Linked DNA regions of Homo sapiens: region 2 is linked to region 1. Evidence: read pairs that join two places in POLR2A ChIA-PET (ENCODE). Cell type or tissue: PC-3. All regions are shown on one strand. Each heading gives the region's core, and the rest is flanking DNA. Links, peaks and the distances in the headings are about the cores only.

Region 1 (7,656 bases), core at 2,336-6,335:
TACTATTCAGCCTATAAAAAGAAAGGAAATTCTGACATATGCTAAAACATAGATGAACCCTGAGGACATTATGCTAGGTGAAATAAGCCAGTTACAAAAGACCAGTACTGTGTGAACCCACTTATATGAGATACTGACAGTAGTCAAAATCATAGAGACAAAAAATATAATAGTCATTGCCAGAGGCTAAAGAAAGGCAGAAATGGGAAGCTTTGGCTTAATAGGTATAGAGTTTCAGTTTTACAAGATGAAAAGAGTTATGGAGATGGATGGTGGTAATGGTTGCAAATTATTAGGAATGTATTTAATACCACTACACTGTACACTTAAAATGGTTATGATAGTAACTATTATATGTGTATTTTACTACAATAAAAAAAATTGAAAAAAAAGGGCCACTTTGAAGTTTTTCCTAGGAGATGTGTGAGAACAGTGCTTGTTAGTCTTCTGAATATTTGCACTGCTTTTGAATGTCAGCACCCTGGTCTTGACCCCAGGCACTGAATGCCCCTAGCAGTTGGACATAAATAGGTCCACAAGAACTCTTACAAAATTAGAGAATGAATAAAAAGGAAAATTAAAAAGAGAAACAAAGAAAAAAAAACAGAGAAAAGGAATATATGGAGGATACAGCAAAGAAGGAAGGGATTGTGGGAGAAAAAGAAAAGCATGGAAAATATTTTAAGTGTCACAGCAATTGCCACAGCTGCTGTTCTGTGATGCTCTTAGTCTCAGCAGCAAAAGCTTGATCAAGGGCATGCAAGAATACGGCTGTTCAAGGAAAACAGATTTCTGACTACACTGATTTGATTAGCTTGGTGATCTAGGGAACAGACCATATGGGTATATTTCAGATATAATCACTGCCATTTTTTTGGTAATAAGTGAATAAAGATAAAGTGCTTTATAGTATTACTAAATTATCTCAGATTGCTTTAACTCCCTTTGATTGTACTGCTATTTTCAGCTAGAGATGCAGACAATGATTGAATAAAAGACCTGGATGAAATTCAACCCAAAACTTCATTAAAATTTGATTAATCTGATCAATTTAGACAGCTAAACTAGATAATTCAAGCCTCCAAGTGGATTTTTTTGGATCAAGTAATCATACCAAAATGACTAACCCAGTTTGGCTGTCTGAATCGATCAAGCAAACCAGGTAATTGTAAAATTTCTCCCTTGTTTGCACTGGGTACATAGAGTTCAGTTTAATTGTATGAAAGTGGCTTTATAAAATTCTAACAGAATTAAAGTAGCCATGGAATTTTCTGTGTTTGAATTATCAGCATCTTCTCTTAACAACTTATTTGGCCAGAAATGTGGTTGGAGTTGAGGGTTGAGGAGAAAGAGTGCTGGGCTGTTTATTATCATTTTGTGAGCTCTTTCAGCTTTTTTATCATAGTTCATGTCCCTGTCATGATCCTAATGTCAGGTTGCTAGGTCATTACTTTTTTTCCTCCTTTTCCTGACACACATCTGGAAACCTACCAGCTATTTTCCTACCCAACAGCTGAGTAGGTCTATTTAGAAAGCCAGAACCAAGCAGAAATTCTGAGTAACTGCCCTTCTCCCTATTCTTGACATTTATCTTCCTCCCCTCTTCCAGTATAAACCATGGACTCCCCAACCTGGCCCTGCTTGGAATTAATACAAAGGCAAGCCAACAGGGCAATATAGACAGCATCAGGAACAATAATGTCTCCACACATCTGGCTACATTCCATTCTCTCCTACTACTGCCTCTTTTCTATGTACACACTTCTAATTCCTATCTCACATCCCTCGTATACCCCAATCACATTGGTTTCCTTTTCTCTGTTTTACAAATAGTTGCCTTACTACTACTAACAGCTAATGGAATCAGAGCTTAATAAGTGTCAGTCGCTGTTTTAGCCAATTTGTATACATTGGCTCATTTGATCCTTATTTAAGCACTGTGCACTGGATGCTAATATTGGTCACACTATTAGCATCTGGTAGCCTGGCTGCAGAGCCTGTGATCATAACTGCTATGTCCCTCTACTTCTCAGCAGACCCTGCTACAGCGATGTGCATACCTCTGGTCTTGGCAAATTATTGGGGGGGTTTTCTCTGCTGGTTTTTATTTAGTCCTAGAATAGTGATTCTCTACTGCATGAAGGGAGCTTGAAGATTTCCTCTCTTCCCAGGGCCTGGGGTCACAAATGAATTCTATGGAGCTGTGACAACAGACTCAGGACCAGCGTGGATAATGCCATGGAGTCCCTGCCTCCCCTGTGATTACCCATTCCTTCAGTTCTCAAAGGCTGTGGAAGCATCTGAAGAACAAAAAGCACAGGTGTAAATTGCTGAATACCATTCAGGTGGCTAAAAAAAGCCATCACTGGTTGATGGGCAGATGTAAATTCAGGTGTCTACCTAAAAGCAGACTTAACCAAAGCTCATGCATGTATTCAATCTCAATTGCTACCACTAATATGTGTCAGATACTAGATCAGATGTTGATGTTCTCAGTGTCTCTGTCTGATTCCATAACAATCATCAATTCTTTTTTCTTTGATTCACCTTGTTTTATACACTCATTATTAATTAATTCAACTTTTACTACGTACCTATTGGGTAGCATCAGCTAATGTGCTTAGTGGGAGGATACAATGATAGTTAAAATAGAATCTCTGGTCTGCAGTTCCTCCTATCTTACTTAGGAATCATTGGCATGGTGCCCCTCACAATATTTTATATCCTTTCTTTATGGTAACTCAGGTGTTTTTGTTCATATAGGCCTACAAAAAGAAACTTCCTGGAGTCCCAAATCTCTGGTCATCAGGAAAGCCCTTTAATACTAAACTATAGCCAATACTTCCGTGGCTTACCAGTTTGAGTTTCCATGTCTCTGACTTTTTTATGGAATTCTACACTTAAAAAAAAATGCATTGGGGCAGGAAAGGGGATAGAGGGTATATGTAATATATATGTGTTAGTATTTGTCCCAAATAAGTTTCTAGCTGAATCAGTTTGAGAAGTTTTGAGAATCTGGCAAATGAGGTACTAATGTCTAATTTGTAAATTGTTGTGAAGATTAAATGAAATAATATGTAAAGTGTGCTTATATGAAATAGACATTAAAATTGCAGTAGAGGAGAGAGAGAAGGAGAGCAGAAGAATTTGACATGGGAATTTTTTTTTAGCAGTAAAAGTACTGTAATAATATAGTAACTTCCATGACTAATGCAGAACCAGGATGAGGACTTTCTTAAAGAAACAGTGGTTTTTGTTATTGTTTTTGTTGCTTTGTTTGTTGATGGTGGAGATCTTCTTAGTGAAGTACGAGAATCTATTCTGGATTTTTAAGTTCTTTAATTATATTCCTGCGTGGCTTTCCACGCTTTCTTAGCCTACATCAGAGGCCCCATATTACTGGGAAATTGCTCTGTGCTCATTGCCCTCCCAACTGCCTCATAGGAAGATAGTATTTTCTTTCTGCATCTGATTGCATTTTCTTTTATTTAAAAATATCTCTGAAGTAAGAGATAAGCCCATATCTTTTTGTTTAATTAAAAAAGATTGAGAGAGCCATTGGTGACAGCTAGATTGAGAAGATGCAAGATTTTTGGGTTTCAGAAGCCCAATCTTACATTACGTAAAGAGTTTTTGAGGCCAACAAACCACAATGAAAAGGGCAGGAAACATAAATATATTTTATCCAACTTTTAGGAAACTATACATAAGATGACCAGATACGAGTTCAGTATGAATCCAGCTCAGAATATGATAGGAATAATTAGAGGACTGACTTTGAAAGAAAGAAAAAAGCATTTTAATTTGGTTTTCTGAGGGCTTCTGGGAAGCCTACTGTAGGAAGATGAAATAGATTTAAGAAAGGGCTCAAGATTCAGCAATTGAAAATGTTTCAAGTTAAAACCAACTAGAACAAGGAAATTATAGGCCACTACACTAAAGTGGGAAAGAGACATAAAACTTTTATATGCAGAAATCCTCAAAAAATATAAAGAAATCTAGTAATGTGAACTTGGAGGTGCCATATGTAAAAATAACTAGAAGCAAGATAAGGGATTTTAGCTTTAGCGATGGGTGAAAGAAATGAGTGCCAAACCACAGGAAAAGTATTTTAGCTGAAAAAATAGGCTCTTGAAATATATTATCAGAATAAAGGAGCAAATGAAAAAGCTGTTCTTCTATCAAAATCAGAATTTGAAGATGGGAAGAAGAATTGACATGAGTAATAGACCCAGTGATTGTTACTTCCTGAAGAAGCAATGCCAAGAGAAAGGCAGCTGGCTAGCACTGGGAACCCACTTCCTGGAATAACTGGGAAAAGGCTTGAGAGTAGGATGATAGAAATTAAAACATCAATGGAAAGGCAGGCAAATGATAAGGGAAAATATACACCAGGTCTTAATAACATATCATTATTATTACACAATCTATAGCACACTATTTGACTACATCAAAATCTCTTGCTGTAAAGGGATCATATAAAAAGATCAATAAAACAACACTTTTAAACACTAAAGCAAACATATTCCACATGTTTTAGAAGAAATGAAGAAAAAATTAGTTAAGATGTAAGCTTATTTAGGTCTCTTCTGCCTGGTTGGATTAGTAAAAATTCAAAACAGAGGTAAACGTTATTTTTCTAAAGTAAGGTTGAGAATTTAAATTCAGAGGAGGGCAAGCAGTATGTATTGAAGATCTGGCAGTCTTCTGGTTAATTTTTTTAATGTGGATAGCTTTAAAGTATTTTTTTAACTTTTACTATTAGAATTAACTTTCTATAATATTAACTGTGTTTTGTCAAGTGCCCTCGTTGTGCTATATAAATACAGCATGGAGAAATACGAGTATACAACTTAAGATTTTTCAGCAATATTTATACCAATACATTTTTTGATAAACATAGACTATAGAATTATATATATGTAAATCTATAGATAGATGAGAAAATACAAATCTTCTTTACAGATATTAACTCATTTACATATATTAATATAAGTGGGTCCTTTACATATATTAACTCATTTATTCCTTTAAAAAAGCCTGTAAGGTAAATTAAATTATCGTCCTCATTATGTAAGGTGAGAATACAAAGACCTCAAGATTTGAGGAACTTGCCCAAGATCTCAGAGCCAGTTCCTTTTATCTGAGTCTAAGTTTTCTAGTGCCCATGCATGGGCTTTTTACCACTGTGTTATGCAACCATCACAAAAACAGGGAGGTAGATGTATACTTTTGAAATTATTGTTAAAAGTATAAAAAACACATATTGAGAACAGGGCAGGATGTACTTAATTCTGAGCAGTTGGAGGGAAGGTTAGGAACTTCTTATATGAAAGTTAAGAATTTGCTGAGATGGTAAGGTGGAAAAGGACATTCTTGCAGAGAGGTGTGAGAGATCATGCATTTGAGGAAGAGAGTGATGACAAATAAATGCTGCTGACAACACGAAGCAGAAGTATGTACAGTCACTAACTCTCATTAATTTATTTTCACTTCACTGCAGAGGAAGTAAATATTCATTTGCTAAATTCATCCTCCTTAATCTGAAGCCAAAAATATATTCCCCTCAAGTGAAGTAGACTTCCATATTAACTTTAAGAGATAATAACTAAGCAATTGATTGGTGTGCTGAAAGTAGATTAAATTTCATTAGGATAGCTAAAGTGACTGCCTCATCATTTCAAATTCCAAGTATTGTGATTCTACCAAAAAGCAAAATAGATGAAATGTTTCATGTAATTGATTGGTCAATCTAAACTATATAGATACTACTCCAAAAAACTATTTTTTCTCTTTTACATTCTATCTGTAGAATAAGTCTTCAAGATACTCTATCTTCCTAATAACAGAGCTCTCTTTATTACCATTAACATGTCTGTTTTTGCAATCTCGGTTTTTAAATTATTTGAGCGATTTTTGAAATACCACAATCTGGTCTATTTTTTTCCTGGAATCTTTATTTTATAAGAATCCAGCCAGGTGCAGTGGCTCAATCAGTAATCCCAGCACTTTGGGAGGCTGAGGCAGACAGACCACTTGAACCCAGGAGTTCAAGACCAGCCTGAGCAGCATGGCAAAACCCCATCTCTACAAAAACAAAACAAAACAAACAAACCAAAAAATTAGCCAGGCACGTCACCTGTAGTCCCAGCTACTCAGGAGGCTGAGGTGGAAGGATTACCTGACTCCAGAGGCTGAATCTGCAGTGAGCTGAGATCATGCCACTGTACTCCCTCCTGGGCTACAGAGTGAGACTCTGTCTCAAAAAAAAAAAAAAAGAAAGAAAGAAAGAAAAAAACAAAATATAGACAAATATAGAAAATAATATGATGAAATGGCCATATATTAAGACAGATTAGGCTATGAAAAATTTTTAGTTCTATCAGTTTCTCTCATACTTAAAATCATTGAAGTCTTTTTTAAAATTTTTGAAATGCTGAATCATATTCTCAATGAAATAGGTTTCTTGAGCTGCTTTGGAATTGCCTCTAAGAAAAAGTTAATCTTTAATCTCTTGGTGCATAATCTGTGTCCCAAGTTAACTAAATTAGACAATTGATTTTGAGGTTCACCAAATTTCATTTCTACTTCTCACTACTACCCCAATATTCTACCCCTACTTCACTCTTATTTGAATTCCTTGCATTTTTCCTGGAATAAAACTGTACCTTAATTTTGAAGCCATTCTTGTGACTCTGGTGTCTTCATTTAGTTCCTGCTATTGTTTCCACTACTTCCCAGCCTCCTATCCCCATTAAGAACCAAAGCTCTTTGAAGATTCAGCTCCTGTACTTACACTCACTGATGAGATCTCAGGTACTGATGCCAGACAAGCCAGAATCTGAGTTAGTCACGGTCTTTAGAGAGCCCTCAGTTCCTGATACACAGATAATTCGCCACAAATGCCTCTAAACACCTCCACAGGGGCACCAAATGATCTACTTTATAGTTGCCCACATACTGATAATAATAATAATAAACACACTGTCTGATTTCTCCACAGACTGGGAGCTCCAAGGCTCCGATCCTCCACTCATCAGAGCTGCTCATAGTACTGCAGTTGCTTTCTACCCTCCTACCACCCTTACACTTCAAGTTAACAGCTCCAACAATGAGGTTTCCATGACATAATCATCTCTCCAATAGGACTGGACTCAATCAGAACATATATTTCAAGGACCATAACTGCCTAGATGCCAACTAATGGCAGTGTCTTAGTTAGCTTGGATTGGTATAACAAAATACTGTAAACTGAGTGTCTCATAAACAACATAAATTTATTTTTCATAGTTCTAAAGGCTCAGAAAGTCTAAGATCAAGGCACTGGAAGATTTGGTGTCTGGTGAAGGCCTGCTTCCTGGTTCATAGACAGCTTGTTCTTGCTATGTTCTTACATGGCAGGAAGAGAGAGAAAAAGGTCTCTGGGGTCCCTTTTATAAAGGACATTAATATTAATAAGTGTTCCACCCTAATGACCTGAGTACCTCTCAAAGAGCCTACCTCTTAATACCATTACAATGGGGGTTAGGATTTCAACATATTAACTTTGTGATGGGGGCACAAACATTCAATCCACTGTATTCCACCTTAGCCCTCCAAAATTCATATCCTTCTTACATGCAATATACATTTATTCCATTCCAAGAGCCCCAAAGA
Region 2 (7,656 bases), core at 2,440-6,439, 250 kb after region 1:
ATTACTATTAAAAATACAGACTTTCTCAGAGATCCCAATGGCAGGATCTCTCTCTCTCTCCCTCTCTCTCATTTTAAGTCTCTCCATGTTTTGGTTTCATTCACGTTTCCTTGTACACTTATTCCTCTGCCTCCACGCATAAGTTACAGGTTGTTATTATAGCTCTGGAGTTTATGTGTTTTCAGTTCACAGGACTAGTAGAGTCTAATATTCCTTATCCAATTCCAAACTCTAAAAAGAGAGAGAGGACTGTCTATCACTGGGCAAAACTAGTGGGACACCTCTTTCAATCAGCTGTGACTGGAAGGGTTCGATTCTGTCAGCAAGATGTTTGTGTGGGTTGTGGGTGAGGCATTGAATACTGCAAATACCCCAAAAGTTGTCTACTACACCGTTTGTCTCCTTGAATGCTCTGGAACATAAGATCATAAATAAATAAATATCAGTAAAAACAAAAAAAGCACAAAATGTCATTGGCTTCCCTGCAGGTGTTGATGAACATTAAGGGAAAATCTAGGTTTTATAGAGATGTATTGACAAACATTTCTCTTTTCTCAAATAAGGAGTATGTTCATTATTACTTGATGAGACTACTCCTTTATTCAAAATATCTCTAATTTTTAATAGTTTTTCCTTAACTCATTATGTGGTTTGCAACTTCTTAATAGGATTGTGGACTAGAATACACAGCTACTCCACACCTGACATTTTTCTCTTCACATATCTATCCAGGAGAAAGAGTTTCTTTACACATTTAAAATATTATTTTCACTATTTAAGTAGGCCATAAATCTGATTTTAAATGCATTTGGTATAAAATGTATTCTCAAATGAAAGAATATGATTGAAAATATTGAATTTTATTCATTCTTTTTCATTCTGGCTCTATCTTTGTTAATAATTCAGACATGCAGGAAATATGTAAAGGTGAGATTTCAAGTCATTACTAACATGCATTTGTCAGACTTTTCCTGGAATAAATATAAAGTGGCTTATTTGATACATGTCTTTTCTAGTTTCAAAGATTCCATTGGATTTGCTGAAGCAAACACAAGAGTATGGGGAAGGCCTGAGTATGAGGAAATGGCCAGGAAAAGCATCTTAAACAAGGGTGGAGTTTGTTATTCAGACTGAAGTTTGTGCCTTCTCCATTGATAAGAGTTGTAGATGGAGATTTAAAGTTATATTTCTCTTCCTGGTGCAGAGAAGGAGACACCCTTACAAATGAAGATTGCCTTTATAAATGTAAATTGCCCCTTAAAAGGGGAAAATTTTACTCTTGTCTTCAGAGATTTTCCTGGGCTGGCTATTTGCCAAAGTAATCGGCTCAGAATAACCCTTATGCTAAAGCAGAATGTTTTGGGTTGTCATGTCCTGAACTTCATCATTAGCTAGATTAATACCAATGAAGAACTGTAATCTACCATGTATAACTGATGTTTGCCATCCATAGTCTCTCTGAGTCAGTTATATTAGGTTGGCGTGAAAGTAATTTCGGTTTTTGCCATTACTTTTAGTGGCAAAAATCGCAATTACTTTTGTGCCAACCTAATATATAATTATCAAGAATGGATGATAAAGGCAATATTTGCAATAAAATTAATAGCAATATTTTCCACTGTAGAAAGCCAGATTTGCATAGATTGAAAATTATTGAACTAGAAATTAGAAGACCTCAATATCTGTATACTTGTTTATCATTTGATTTTAGTTCATTCACTTAATGCTCCCGAATTGCCACTTTCTCATCAGTAAATTAGTATTGGATTGGACAATTTTTACATTTGGTTCTTGTTCTATGTGTCACAAAATGCTTTGTAGTCTCTAGGCTTCATTTTGTCTCCCATAAGCCTGGAAGCTAAACAGGAAAATACTGACTACACTGTGTAAATGACAGAAGTGGGGTTGAGGCTCAGAAAATGAAGCCTCCAAATATGGCGCTTTGACATGCTATACTAAACAAGCAGCCTCAAAGTCTCTCCCTGCCTTCCTATCTCTCTGATCCTTTTTCTTTTCCAGAGCACCAGGAGGGGCTCTCTCTGGAAGTTCCTTTATCAGACAGAGAAAACTTCTTCTAAAAGAAATGCAATTGTCTTAAAATCCCCTCTCTAAAAATCTCATTAAATAACCAAGGAAGATTAACTACCAGAGAAGAGAAGGGACTGGGAGTCATCATCACAACCAGACAGATTTTCCATCTATTCTTCTGAGGGCAGTTCCATAAGATTAGCTAGGGAATTGTATCTGCATAATATGACGACCTTTGCCGACAATGCAGTTCTATTCTTGCCCTTTCCATAATTTGTCCACAAGCTATTGTTTGTCCTTTGATCCCGTTCAGCATCAAGAGAATCATTTACAAACCTGTTAGGTCTTTTTGCTCATTTATTTACATCTCTGCATATTTCCCCTTCCCAATGAAGAGGGCATTTAAGCATTAACCATCTGGCCCTTTTCTTGAGTTTTTCATATTTATTTATATGACTTGCATGCATTATGCACCTTAATAAATTTGTTACCTTTTTATCTTTTTAGCTGTCTTTTGTTATAGGGGTGGCAACTTCATTGGCATTTTGAGAAGTTTAAGATCTCCCCAAACTGGCCTAAGACTTGCACTTATATTAACTTCTGCACCTCATTTTATAATGGGGAGAAAATGTATCACCCCTTTTCAATCTCTACAGTTCTTGTAACAAGAATGGGATGACTGAAACACCTGATGCATTCCAGAGCCTACAAATAAAGTCTTGGGACAACTGACAAAAAGCCAACAACAAAAGGTTAAAATCTTTTACCGAAGTCAGTTTTCTCAGCCCTCTACCTGCAGTGCCTGGTCAAGAATAAAAGGTAAAAATTTGTCTTTATTTCTTCCTTTCCAAATTCAGTTTGGCAAAAGCATATTATTTGCTTGGATTGTGACTCTTGTGTACATTTGTGGGTACCCATTTGCTATTGATCCTTTCTCCTCCATGGACTGCTATCGTTTTCCTGTTTGTCTCATTTTGTGACCTGAGAACTTGGCTCAGCTTGCCACCTGTCACAGGCATGCAGATTGTCAAGCCTGCATATGCAGACAGCCAAGCAAAAGGTTGTGGGGGACCATCATAAAAAGTTAAAATACAGACTGTTGCCATCTCTCAAGACATTGTCTAAATCTTCCTTGCTTTTAGTTGTCTTTGGAGGCTGTTTGATTCTGAGAAGATTGTGTCTTCACACCTCTTTGGAGACATCTCATGCATTTTTGGTTAACCAAAGGAGGCTTATTGGTTTTGGTTCTGAGTCAATTGGTAGATACATTTAGCTTGAAAAAAAAAAATTAAGCCAGGACTATTTTCTCTTTGTCTCACTGAAATCTGATAATGAGAGATTTGAGAAGATTTTTTTAAGAGTTCTGTGATAAAAAGTCAGCACAATAGGAACTGATATTCAAGCTATATATTTTTAAAGCCACTCTATTTCTTTCTGTTGAATTTTGTTTCTACTCTTGGGAACTCCTCAGTCTATTGAACTCTTTTTTCTCAAACCCCTACCAACTAGAACTTCACTGGCATTTTGGGAAGTTTAAGATCTCCCCAAACTGGCTTCTCTAAGACTTGCACTTTTATTAACTTCTGCACCTCTTTCCTTTTGACACATTTGATTGTCCATCCAGTTCTCTTTAATCATTGATATGTTCCCCATTCAAGCCTCTACCTCCTTCATTTGGTGGTCACTGGATATAAAATTACTAAGACAAAGCATCAGTGTTCTGGCTATCCCATAAAGGTACCTAGGGAGGCCTTCTAGCAGCACTGAAACCCCTTGAGAAACACAAAAAAAGCATCTCAGACTCCCCTGTTTGGGGTCATCTGTCTTCCTCAGGGAGCCCCAAGAGTCGTGAGTAGGTTCCTCTCAGGTCAGAGGTGCTGCTGTCTTTTACATTGAGATCCCTGATCGCTTTGTCTTTTGGGGATACCAAGAGTCACTTTATACTGTGAGCCAACACTTGATCCTCGATGTGCAGGAACTAATGAGTCACTGGCAAGAGCTGTAATTTTAAAGTAAATGACAGTGGTTGCAATGAAAGGTTATTACTACAGTAGGCAAAATCCAGCCTTCCATCCTCCTCATTTGTTTGTATATTTAAAATTTTAAGTCTCAGATTTCTGCTTGAGTCTAACAGAAACTGACAGTAAGTGGCAATTTGGTGTAAGAAAAGTCATTAGCTATGATGGGCAAGGGAATCTTGGAGCTGTAAACATGACCTGACTCTTGATAGGTGTCGTATGCGTACTTGGAAGCTATGGGAGCCCCACCTTGAGCTCAGCAATACAGTTAAGAAACAGATGTTAAAAGTCACCTAAATAAAATTAATCTCCAAAATAAGGCTTTATGATATTCAGCTGGTTATTTTAAACAGACTTCTTAATTTTCTTCTATCCTCATCCATGTATTTCCTTATAAAATCAAGTTTTAACAGAAATAGATATTTTATTTACCCAGATGAACTTTGGAAACATTCAGAGCTAAAATTGAGCCCACAGCCTCCATAAAATTGATCTCTGATAATAAACAATATTCCCAAGATCTTTCTTGGAGATAAAATATCTATATAAATAAAATAAAACTAACTCAGATACCTTTTATATAATCTAAGATAATCTTTGAAAAATAAAGCTAGTTTTTAAATTGTTGGAAAAATAAAATAAGAATGTCCTCAGAATTTAATTTAGGTATTTTTGCTTGGGTCTATTGGTCAGACAGATTTATACTTTCTCTGCTAGATATTTTAAGGTCATAAAACTGTTGCTTCTGTGATATTTTTGATACTTGCTTAATTTTTCTGAGCTAAAGCTGTAAGGGTTGGTTACTGGGCTCCCCTAAAGCCTTGCACATATCTTATGGCGGGATTATGTCTTTGGTTTTGAGCCTCTGGATTCTGGAGTCTGAACAGATGGCCATGAAGAGGCCTGGGGACATATCAATGTCCATAGTACCTGGGCCACCAGGTGCAAGGCAGATTCAAGCCCAAAATGGCCTTGTCTTTGGCCCAGCTCTATCTGCTGGTCATACTGGAAGAGGTCAGATCCTCCAGGCATTATCTTCATAGTTCTGTCCTCTGTCCTGGGCTCTGTACCTCATATGTAAACACAGGATCCAGATATGCCCTGCCCTTCATAGCCACCCTGGATGCCACATAGGCACATGACACCCAGGGTGACTTTGGGGGTAGGAAGACACTGGGGAGGATACCTGTGTCCAGTATTCCAAATGCCTTGGTTAAGACAAGACTGGCTGATGCAGGGTTAGCCTGGCTTTGCTTTCTCAAAAATAAATAAATAAATAACTTAAGTGGCTAACTTTGTTTTCCATGAGCAACTCAAATATAACTGTTAATAATGAGTAAACTGGGTAAATGGAAATGAGATAGTTGCTTACAAATAAATGTCATTTCAAAACTGTTTTTCAGTAATTTAAAATCATAAGTCATATTATGTTAAATCGGGCAATAGACAATCATGACATGTCCAAGTTGCTTCTAAGTAAGATAAAATACTGAAACATTGATCACTAAACATAGGTTCAAGTTTGTCACTTTTGGCTTTTTAAAATTTATAAAAAGACTAAAGATATTTGGGTTTGCTAGTAAATACTGATTCACATGAAAAATATGTTCTACTAGAAAAAAACTTGTGTTTCTAAAAATTATAAAATGTTTTTATGTTTTTGTATATATGTATTAATTAAAATTGCTTATTTGTATATATGTATTAATTAAAATTGCTTACTTCCTACATTTCTCATGAAAATTTATGGTTACAAAGAGTTAAAATTACAATTAATATATTTAATTAAAACTACTAGATATAAGATAAGCAATTCTGAATACAAGTGTAAAAGTAACATGAGATATGAGGATATGTTTTTGTTAAAAGAAGGAATAATTTTGTCTAGATAAAAGTTATTTAAAGGTGTTTTTTAAGCCTTTGTTGAAATCTTATGAATTCAAAATGTTATGAATTCAAATATTTGTACAATTACATAGTGGCATCACAAAAAATCTTAACTTTTTAAAGAGTACCAGCCTTTTATTTTTGTAGATACATAATACTTTATTAAGTGTACAGTTCAGTGGCATTAAAGAGATTCACATGGTTATGCCGCTATCACCATCATCCACTCACAAAATTCTTTCATCTTCCAAATGGAACTTGTGTACCCATTAAACCAGAACTCCCCATCACCCCTTCTCCTAACCCCTGGCAGCTACCATTCTACTTTCTGTCTCTGTGAATTAATTACACTGGGTACCACATACATGTGACATCATACAATATTTTTCCTTTTGTGACTGGTTTATTTCATTTAGTATAATGTTTCTTTCTTTTAGCTTTTATTTTAAGTCCAGGGGTATATGTGCAGGTTTGTTATATAGGTAATGTATGTCACAGGGGTTTGTTATATAGATTATTTCATCACCCAGGCATTAAGCCTAGTACTCATCAGTTATTTTTCCTGATACTCTCCCTCTTCCCACCCTCCACCCTTCAATAGGCCTCAGTGTCTGTTGTTCCCCATTATGTGTTCATGTGTTCTAATCATTTAGCTTCCACTTATAAGTGAGAACATGTGGTATTCGACTTTCTGTTCCCGCATTAGTTTGCTAAGGATAATGGCCTCTAGCTCATTCATGTTTCTGCAAAGGCATGATCTCATTCTTTTTATGGCTGCACTTCATGTTGTATACGTACCATATTTTCTTCATCTACTCTACCACTGAGGGTCATATAAACTGATTTAATGTCTTTGCTACTGTGAATAGTGCTGCAGTGAACATATGTGTGCATGTGTCTTTATGAGATAGCCACTTATAGTCCTTTGGGTATATACCCAGTAATGGGATTGCTGGGTCAAATGGTAGTTTTGTTTTTAGGTCTTTGAGAAATCGCCAAATTGTTTTCCATAATGGTTGAACTATTTTACACTCTCACTAACAGTCTATAAGCATTTCTTTTTCTAGGCAACCTTGTCAGGACCTGTTATGTTTTTACTTTTTTCAAATAGCCATTCTGACTGGTGTGAGAGGGTATCTTATTGTGGTTTTGATTTGCATTTCTCTAATGATCAGTGATATTGTGTTTTTTTTCTCATATGCTTGTTGGCTACATGTATGTCTTCTTTTGGAAAGTGTGTTTATGTCCTTTGCCCACTTTTTAGTGGGGTTGTTTTTCTCTTGTATATTTAAGTTCCTTATAAATGCTGGATATTAGACCTCTGTCAAATGTATAGTTGGCAAAAATTTCCTCTCATTCTGTAGGTTGTCTGTTTAAGATGTTGATGGTTTCTTTTACTGTGTAGAAGCTCTTAAGTTTAATTTGGTCCTATTTGTCGATTTTTGCTTTTGTTGCAATTGCTTTTGGAGTCTTTGTCATGAAATCTTTAGCTGTTCCTACATCCAAGATGGTATTGCCTAGGTGGTCTTCCAGGATTTTTATAATTTTGGGTTTTACATTTAAGTCCTTGATCCATCTTGAGTTGATTTTTACATATGGTGTAAGGAAGGGGTCCAGTTTTGGCTGGATGCGGTGGCTCACACCTGTAATCCCAGCACTTTGGGAGGCCGAGGCAGGCGGATCACGAGCTCAGGAGATCGAGACCATCCTGGCTAACACAGTG

Evidence for each region. ChIA-PET counts read pairs that join two places held together with the same protein. Peaks named below come from ENCODE experiments on the same cell type or tissue, not always from the same donor. Only the 100,000 strongest peaks of a DNase experiment are listed, where the experiment ranks them.
Region 2: POLR2A ChIA-PET joins it to region 1 with 6 read pairs; 3 of 35 experiments call an interaction of 5 or more read pairs at or near these places.

Annotation. Positions count from the first base shown.
Region 1 is chr1:219,139,688-219,147,343 of GRCh38, forward strand. All of the region lies in intron 3 of LYPLAL1-DT (LYPLAL1 divergent transcript), which reads right to left. Among named protein-coding and RNA genes, the nearest start is that of LYPLAL1-DT, 30 kb to the right of the region's middle. In PC-3, for the core only: no CTCF peak of the experiment used is centred there; a DNase peak (open chromatin) is centred at 4,264.
Region 2 is chr1:219,388,268-219,395,923 of GRCh38, forward strand. It overlaps a transcript of LYPLAL1 not described here. Among named protein-coding and RNA genes, the nearest start is that of LYPLAL1-AS1, 170 kb to the right of the region's middle. In PC-3, for the core only: no CTCF peak of the experiment used is centred there; no DNase peak of the experiment used is centred there.